Linked DNA regions of Homo sapiens: all the other regions are linked to region 2. Evidence: chromatin contacts called from ENCODE Hi-C data. All regions are on one chromosome and are shown on one strand. Each heading gives the region's core, a stretch centred on a gene start or an enhancer-like site at or near the end of the contact. The rest is flanking DNA. Distances are from core to core; before and after follow the strand shown. Region 1 overlaps AUTS2 (activator of transcription and developmental regulator AUTS2). Region 2 has its middle 170 kb from the start of CT66. Region 3 overlaps AUTS2 (activator of transcription and developmental regulator AUTS2).

Region 1 (2,700 bases), core at 146-2,645, 310 kb after region 2:
CTTTACTCAAAGTCCTGCACTGTAGATGCTTGAATTGGTGACATCCTTCTATGTTGTGCGAGTGTATAGATTGTTTTTTTTGTTTCTTTTTTGAGTAATATCAACCATTTAACTCAATTGAATAATAACAAGAGGCTAACATTTATCAAATGCTATTAATGTACCAAGTACTGTGCTAAGTGCTTGTAATATGTTTGTTTATATATTCTTTACAATTATCCTAATTGTATAGATGAGGAAGAAATTGAGGCAAAGAGAGGTTAGATAACTTGCTCAAGGCCACCTAGCTAGTAAAAGTCGGGCAGAGTCACTGTGGTGTCCTCAGAAGCAAGTCCCTGCTTGGGCTAGCATTTTTGCCTAGTCCGGGTTATCTCCAGAACCTGGTCTGCTCCTCATTCCCATATCCCATTAGGAACAGTGGGCATCAGTTGCAAAAGTAGATGACAGTAACACACTCCCTAAGTCCCCAGTCTGCTCCTGGGAGGAGCAGCCTGCCTTGTTCATGGCAGTCATAGCCACAGGGGGATGTTTGAAAGACAGCCCCTTATACAGTGTCTATTGATTTTCTTCACCCTCTTGTTTTGCTCATCCATCCTGTTGTTCTAGGATGCTTATTTGTCATGCATAAAAGCCTTGTTACAGTGAACCCAAACAAGTCATTGACATTTAAAATTAAATTGCAACAGGTATTGTCAATAGCTAAACTGCTCATTGACAGTGCATTGCTAATTGCATTGAGAGAACATCCTAACTGGGTATATTCTGCCAAATCAAATCGGAAACATTGGCTGTCTACCAGCAAATTCATTTTGACTTGCACAGAGTTTGGGGATCCACAGATCCCTCACCAATCTCAAAATACTGTGTTTATGGAAACGCTAATTATTATTTTTTTTTTTGCTGAGGTTCTTTGCAGAGAAGGGGAATTCTGATCATCTTCACTGACTGCTAAGCCAGGAGTCAGAAACTGTGCCTTTGGAAGGGAGAGAACTACAGATTTGGGGTGGAGTAAAGTTCAATGCAAGGGGGTCATTTGGGGAGGTGGGCCATCAGGTTCTTTATCTGTAAATCTAAGCCATATCCTTGGATCCATTTTTTTTTTCCTTCTCTCCTTTTTCATCCCCTTCTCTCTCTTCTATAGGTACATGGGAGGGGGACAAGGGTGGAGACACTTAATTTTTATTAAGCACTGTTCGTGGTATTTTATGTGAATTAATTTGTTTACTTCCCACAATGACCCTGGGGAGCAGATATGCTATCAGGTAAAAAAACTAAGGCACAGAGAGGGTAAAACTCTTCGAAAGAGTCTTGTGGTTAGTCAGCTTCTGTGAGAGTGAGAGTGGGCTGCCCTGAGGCCATCTGTTCCCTCTCCCCAGCTGATATTTTTGTGCTCTCAGGGTAAACATTTAAGCCTGTGAGTTAAACTCAGCCTTGGACTAGCTGAGTTCCTCTGGAGGCCTTGCAAGTAGCAGTTTGGTTGGCAGGGCAATTAAGTATGCTAGGTGCACTGTGCTGAACCCCAGGAGGGAGGGAAGGAATGGAATCTAGTCTTTGCTTGCGTTATACATGCTTATTGGTTTGTGGCAGGCGTGATTGATGCCAGAATCAAAATGACTTAAAGCAGCTTCCCTTGAGAAGCACTACTCTAACGGTTTTTTTTCCTCTTTGTTGCCCTAGGTCCCTTGTGAATAGGATTTAGCTCTGATTCAGCTGCTGCTGTTCTTTTGGTAATCAGTGTGGAGGAAGGAGATGAGGGCTGCTATTAATGGCTTCTTATTTTGCATTCTCCTAATCAGATATCCTGCAGTTATTAGTGTGAATGCAAGATGTTCGGTGGTGTCCCTGGGTGGTTTTCTTAGGTGTACTGGACTGTTAGCTTTCTAAGATGGAATGTTTTATTAGGTTCTGGCCTAGGGGGTTGGTTAGATGGGTGGAGGTTGTTAAAAAGCACTAAAGAAAAGGAATAGGATATAAAACCAATCTTCAGGGGGTGGGAATAACAACCCACCACCTTCACTTCCCTCCCCTCCTGCCCTGAAAACCTTATCTTGCTAATACCCTTCAGATATTAAAAGTGAAATAACAGAGCTATTTACTAGGCAGCTAAATGCAAATTCTCTCCCCCATTAGTTTTAATTAGGATGAAATCATACATTTAAATAACCACTTCTATTACTAATAACTGAACTTCTGATTCACTCTGAACCCAGGCAAATGCCTCTTCTGGTATGAATGGCCCACCTCTGAGTCATTCCGCACCTGCATATTGACACAGCCAGGCTCCTGATGTGGGTACACACATCTGGGATTTAAGGGCATGACTGGCATGTTGAATCTTGGGTATAAAGCTTTCTGCACTATACCCTGGGGACAAACAGGATAGCTCAACTGGAGAATAAAGAGCTTGCAAGCTCAAAAGAAAACAACAACCAAAAATACCTCAACCAAATTCTGCTCTTGCTTCTATCCTACTGTTTCTTTAGGTGTTTAAAGGGCTGTAGTTTTAAAAATCTCCCACCCACCTCATCTTTTTAAGTAAATGTCACAACAGTACTATGTCAATACAGTTGAAAATAAGTATTTGAGTTGAAAGAATTGGCTCTTTGAGGCTTTAACTATCAGATTTGTGCTAATTCTTTACTGTTTCCTTGACATAGTATATGCAGTCTGTGCTAAGAGAGTATGGATGTTGTCGTCGGT
Region 2 (2,818 bases), core at 120-2,619:
CGGAGGTTGCAGTGAGCCAAGATTGCACCACTGCACTCCAGCCGGGCCAACATAGCAAGACTCCATCAAAAAAAGCAAAACAAGACAAAACAAAAAAACAACACCTCCTTTATACAACTTGCCTTGGTGTGTTGTGATTTCTTACTCTTTTCTCTGTCTTCCACTTAACCAAGAGCTACTTGGGAGCTGGAGCCATAGTCCATTCACATAATAGATGCTCAGTAAGTGCTTGGCGAACTAGACCTTGTTAGCAACTAAGCAAAGTCCTCCTCCCCCTTAAAGCTCTCCTAACTGCTCTTGTACCCACAGTCCTAGCCTTTCCCATATCTAGTACCTCCACAGGTTTACTTTGTGTAGAGCCAGGCTTATAATAGGCGCTCAAGCTGGGCACAGTGGCTCATGCCTGCATTCCCAGCACTTTGGGAGGCTGAAGTGAGAGGATTGCTTGAGGCCGGGAGTTCGAGACCAGCCTGGGCAACAGAGTAAGAACCCCCATCTCTACAAAAAGTAAAAAAAATTAGCTGAGTGTGCTGGCACATGCCTGTAGTCCCAGCTACTCAGGAGACTGAGGCAGGAGGATCACTTGAGCCCAGGAGGGTTGAGGCTGCAGTGAACTATGATTGTGCCACTGTACTCCAGCATGGGCGAGAGTGCAGCATCAGGACTCGAAAAACGAAAAAAATTAGGTGCTCAAAAAATACTATTTCTAAGGCTCATGTGTATGTATCCCCTCCCCCATGAAATGAGGACATAACAGGCCCTCTTAGCTAAAATAAAGGGATCCAGCTGAGGCCAAGTAAATCAGGAAATCGCTGCCAAAAACAGCTAAGCTCACTCATCCATGCTGCCGGCGAGCCAAGAACCACGCGCGCCAGCCCTGCTTTGGAAAGGAGGAGTGCTTCGCGCGTCCCCCCCAACCCCCCACTCCCCTAGAAGCTCTTCTTCCTGCCCTGAGATCCCAAATAAGGCAGCCCAAAGCCCAGGCTAGAGAAAGATAAAGCAGGGATCAAACAAGGCTCTGGGTCCAACTGCAAGGTGCTGCGTGTTTTTAAAGGAGAGAGGAAACAGAATCAAAAGGATGTCTTGTCTGTTTCAGGGACAAGCACAAGCGAAATCACCCAGGCGGTCCGACGTTTCACAGATTTCCCCTAACAGGCCTCAGAACACCGGGAGAGGGTTGGGGGGGCTCTATCCGCCTCTCATTTGGGACCAGGAACAGCTACGACTCTTCTGTCATCAGGCCTTCCTGGGTTTGCTGGGGAGGGAAGGAGGAAGAAAGGAAGGAAGGAAAAGGAGACAAGGGAAGCAGAGAGGAAGGAAGAAAAGAAGGAAGGGAGGGAGGGAGGGATGACATTGCAGCTACTACAGGCCGGCATTCTGCCAAGAGCTTTGCACGTGCCCGCTCCCTGAACCATAAAAGCAGCCCTCTGAGCTTGGTGTCTTTCCTGTTCTAAGGCAGAGGGGACTGCTGCTTGGGGACGTCCTTTGATTTGCCCAGGGGCAGAGAACTATCAAGCGGCAGAGCCGAAAAGACAAGCCAGGGTGTCTGATCGCGATTCTAATAGCTCTCTGGGAGCAGTGGCCCCCTCTCACCTTTCCTTGAGACTTCCCCAAATCTCCAGCAGGACCAAGCTCTGCGTGACATCACGTCACTCTCCCGCTTTCTGCTTGGCGAAGCAGGTCCACGCCTGTGTGGCTTCTCGGCATCAAAGGATTTTTACTCTCAACACCCGCATGCATGCATGTACTTCACACAAGGGCAGAGAGAGCTAAAGATTAGTGGTAAATGGAGATTAGCACTGTCTGCATGAGCCCAAGGCAACTGGGACACTAGAATAGCCCCTTGTTTGAGTATCTGTTCAACATGCCACCTGTGACCACCAGGCCTTCTTTCCTATGTAGTGTTGTCCCTGCCCACCTCCCATCACCCTTGCTCTATCTAACACACTTTTATTTTCTCCTTAGCCCTTGCTACAGTTCAGTATTTATTTATTTATTTTTTCCCAGACAGGATCTCACTCTGTCACGCAGGCTGGAGTGCAGTGGTGCTGTCTTGGCTCACTGCAGCCTCCAACTCCTGGACTCAAACAATCTTCCTGCCTCAGCCCCCTGAGTTGCTAGAATTGCAGGCAAGCACCACCATGACTGGCTTTTTTTGTTTGTTTTTGAGACGGAGTCTCATTCTGTCTTTCAGGCTGGAGTGCAGTGGTGTGATCTCAGCTCATGGCAACCTCTGCCTCCTGGGTTCAAGCGATTCTCCTGCCTCAGCCTCCCGAGTAGCTAGGACTACAGGCGTGTACCACCATGCCCAGCTAATTTTTGTATTTTTTTTAGTAGGGAGTTTCACCATGTTGTCCAGGCTGGTGTTGAACTCCTGACCTCAGATGATCCACCCGCCTTGGCCTCCCAAAGTGCTGGGATTACAGGCGTGAGTTTTTTGTTTGTTTTTAGTTTTTTGTAGAGACAGGGTCTTGCTCTCTTGCCAAGGCTTGTCTCAAACTCCTGGCCTCAAGTGATCCTCCCAACTCTGCCTCCCAAAGTGCTGGAATTACAGGAGTGAGCTGCTGTGCCCAGCCCGGAATTACTCTTACTCAAGTATTTCCTTGTTTAGTGTCTATCTTTCTCACTCGAATGTAAAGCCCAGCTATGACCAAAGTAAGGCATGCCATCCAGGAGTTTGCTGAGTCATACTAGAACCCCATATGAGCTTATTCCACAGGCCAAAGGGTTCTCCTCCGAACCCCTCTACCTAGCACGCCTCCCCACCACTCAATTTACCAGGTGTGGGATGCATGTAATAGATTTTCCTGATGTGATT
Region 3 (2,700 bases), core at 175-2,674, 370 kb after region 2:
CTTTGATGATCAGCTCTGAAGTGCACCAATTGGAGAGAACTCTTGAATAAATGCTGTCACTTGTCACATGTGGTCACTTTCTGGGGACTGTGCATGTGCCAGTGGGGGCCATCTAGAAGCCACCGATGCCCACTAATATAACAAAACTCACTGGGTTTGCTTCTCTATAATGATGTTGGATTGCTTTGCTGGAAATCCTTACCATCTTGGTTTCTCTCCTCTGTTTCCTGTAAACACCAAATAAAAGTCCTTGCATACAAATGTTACCATCTTTGGAAAAAAAAAAAGTCCTTGTAGTTGTTAACAGTTACAGAAAATATAACCTGAAGACTTGGAGTCAAAAAACAAATCCCTGCCTTCCCATACAGTCAGTACCAGCTATAAGCTAATTAAACTCAACTGTTCCCACCTGTTCCCGGGGAGGCCTCTAACAGTGGCACATGCTTTTCTCTTTGGGACTTAACATTTTTCAGAACTCTTTAAATTTCATTTTCTAGGCCAGGCATGGTGGCTTTTGCCTGTAATCCCAGCACTTTGGGAGGCCAAGGCAGGAGGATTGCTTGATTCTATGAGTTTCAGACCAGCCTGGGCAACATGACAAGACACTGTCTCTACAAAATAAACAAACAAATTAGCCAGGCGTGGTTCCAGGCACCTGTGGTTCCAGCTACTCAGGAGGCTGAGGTGGGAGGATCATTTGAGCCTGTGTGGTTGCGGCTGCAGTGATCATTGTTTGCACCACAGCACTCTAGCCTGGGTGACAGAGTGAGACTCTTGTCTCAAAGAAAATTTTTTTTCATTTTCCATTGACACCATACTAAACAACGTGTATTTCCAGAATCAACCTTTATTTCCCTAAGAAAATGTAGATTGTGATGTCCCTGGTGAGCAATAAGTTAATATTGGCTGATAGTATTTGAGCAGCAGTGACAGATAGGAGGAAGACAGGAGGGAAGAGATGGGAGTGTTGCTGGGGGAGTGGGTGTGAAACCATAACACACATATATGGTCACGTACACATCTGTAGTTTACTCAAATGGCATTTTCACAAAGCACAGTAGTGTTGCAGGTATCCCCCAGTGGGCACACAGAGCTTTCAGTCCTCACTGTGTGAAACTTCTCATACCTTTGATGTTGAATTTAAGTTCATTAGTGGCTCCTATAGCATGTCAGAGGTTTACCTCACTTGGTTCCTGACTCAACTCTGAAATGCTGAGTTTAGGGTGGATTTGAAGTGTCACCTTCGTCTCTACTTTCTAAGAGTCAGTAAAGAGCTGCCATGATAGTTAATCCTATAGTGCCTCCAATGAAGACTTAAATATACTTACTAGCCCAGACTTTGCTTTATCATTCTCCTGATCTATTAGTTTTATTCCTGTTGACAGCCAAAATGTAGGATCATGAACCCCACAGTTACATGGATGGTGACAGACCTGAGTTGTTGTCGAGAATCGTGCTGAGTTTTGTTATCACATTTCTTGTCTCGATTTGTAGCATCTCTGGATTTTACTTCTTTACCAGAATAGTGGTTATCAAAGTGTGGTCTTCGAAGCAGCAATATCATCATCATCTGGGAACTTGTTTGCAATGCAGATTTCCAAGGCTCTACCATGACTTCCTGAATCAGAAACCTTTGAGGAGGAAGCCAGCAATCTGTGTCTTAACAAGCCCTCCTGTGATTATACCCAACTTTAAGAATCACTACACAGACAGACGTTGCTTTCCTTTTAGTCTCTTGAGCTTGTAACAGTTGATATTTTAACTTTTATATGAGAGAGGACAGTTATATCTTCCTTTAAACTCTTATTTGGTGCAGTTGATTGTCAGATGCAGAGTGCTGATGTGAGGATGGACTGTGAATATGATCCACTGTGGCAGTGTTTATAGTCTCAGCCCAATGCCTTGTTGACTTAAGTAGCAGCCTTGATAACAGGAGATAAATCTGCAAAGATACTGTGAGGTTACATGGCAAGGCTTTTAAAATACACCAACATTACATTTGTGGCAAGTGCTTTGCTCAATGTTGGCATTTTTGAAGTCACCCTTTACCTCTGCCCCCTGCCCAGAAATTTCCTTGTGAGAAATGTTTTTACGTTAGACAAACTGCCATGGGGGAGGATAGTCAGAAAGAGGAGACAAATAATACGCAGAGGCAGACTTTTTTTTACATTTGTTGCTCAGAAGAAAAAAATTCCAATGAAGAATGAAAGAGGCTTCATATCCTGAATAAAGTAAATGATCTGGGTAGGATGGTACAGGAATAGAATGTGACTATAAAAAAGAACCAAATTGTGCAGACAAGAAAATATGAAGGAAAAAAGAATAGGAAAAAGACAGGGAAAATGCAAATTCTTATGGAATATTTTTGCAAATCTGTGTACAGAAGGAACCAAGCAACGCAGATCAGTTCTTCTGAGGCTGGGAGTTCTAAAAATTATGCAGTATCAAGGAAGGCTTTCTTCCTGAGTCAAGTGTAGGAAGCAGAACCAACCTTTATTTCTCTATGAAGATGTATATTGTGATGTCCCCAGTGAGCAATAAGTTAATATTGGATGATAGTATTTAGGCAGCAGTGACAGAAAGTTTTCTTTCTCCTGACTGAATCTCACACCAAGGTCCCTTTTTATTTTTAATTGTTTAGTTTAATTTTTGTTTTTTGTTTTTTGAGACAGGGTCTTACTCTGTTGCCCAGGCTGGAGT

Evidence for each region. A loop is a pair of places that touch in the nucleus more often than their neighbours do. Pooled maps may share reads with other maps.
Region 1: a pooled map shows a loop between it and region 2 (3-fold over the local background). The contact joins two enhancer-like sites. A Hi-C loop is called at or near these places in 3 of 37 single-sample maps with no recorded cell type and 4 of 50 pooled maps.
Region 3: a map with no recorded cell type shows a loop between it and region 2 (4-fold over the local background). The contact joins two enhancer-like sites. A Hi-C loop is called at or near these places in 6 of 37 single-sample maps with no recorded cell type and 4 of 50 pooled maps.

The regions. Positions count from the first base shown.
Region 1 is chr7:69,737,138-69,739,837 of GRCh38, forward strand. The region is part of intron 1 of AUTS2 (activator of transcription and developmental regulator AUTS2); the gene reads left to right. Among named protein-coding and RNA genes, the nearest start is that of AUTS2, 140 kb to the left of the region's middle. Within about 2 kb of position 1,396, at least 3 of the 41 ENCODE cell types and tissues checked have a DNase peak (open chromatin) inside an H3K27ac peak, as active enhancers do.
Region 2 is chr7:69,429,175-69,431,992 of GRCh38, forward strand. No RefSeq gene overlaps it. Among named protein-coding and RNA genes, the nearest start is that of CT66, 170 kb to the right of the region's middle. Within about 2 kb of position 1,370, at least 10 of the 41 ENCODE cell types and tissues checked have a DNase peak (open chromatin) inside an H3K27ac peak, as active enhancers do.
Region 3 is chr7:69,803,252-69,805,951 of GRCh38, forward strand. The region is part of intron 1 of AUTS2 (activator of transcription and developmental regulator AUTS2); the gene reads left to right. Among named protein-coding and RNA genes, the nearest start is that of AUTS2, 210 kb to the left of the region's middle. RefSeq lists an enhancer at 882-931. Within about 2 kb of position 1,425, at least 2 of the 41 ENCODE cell types and tissues checked have a DNase peak (open chromatin) inside an H3K27ac peak, as active enhancers do.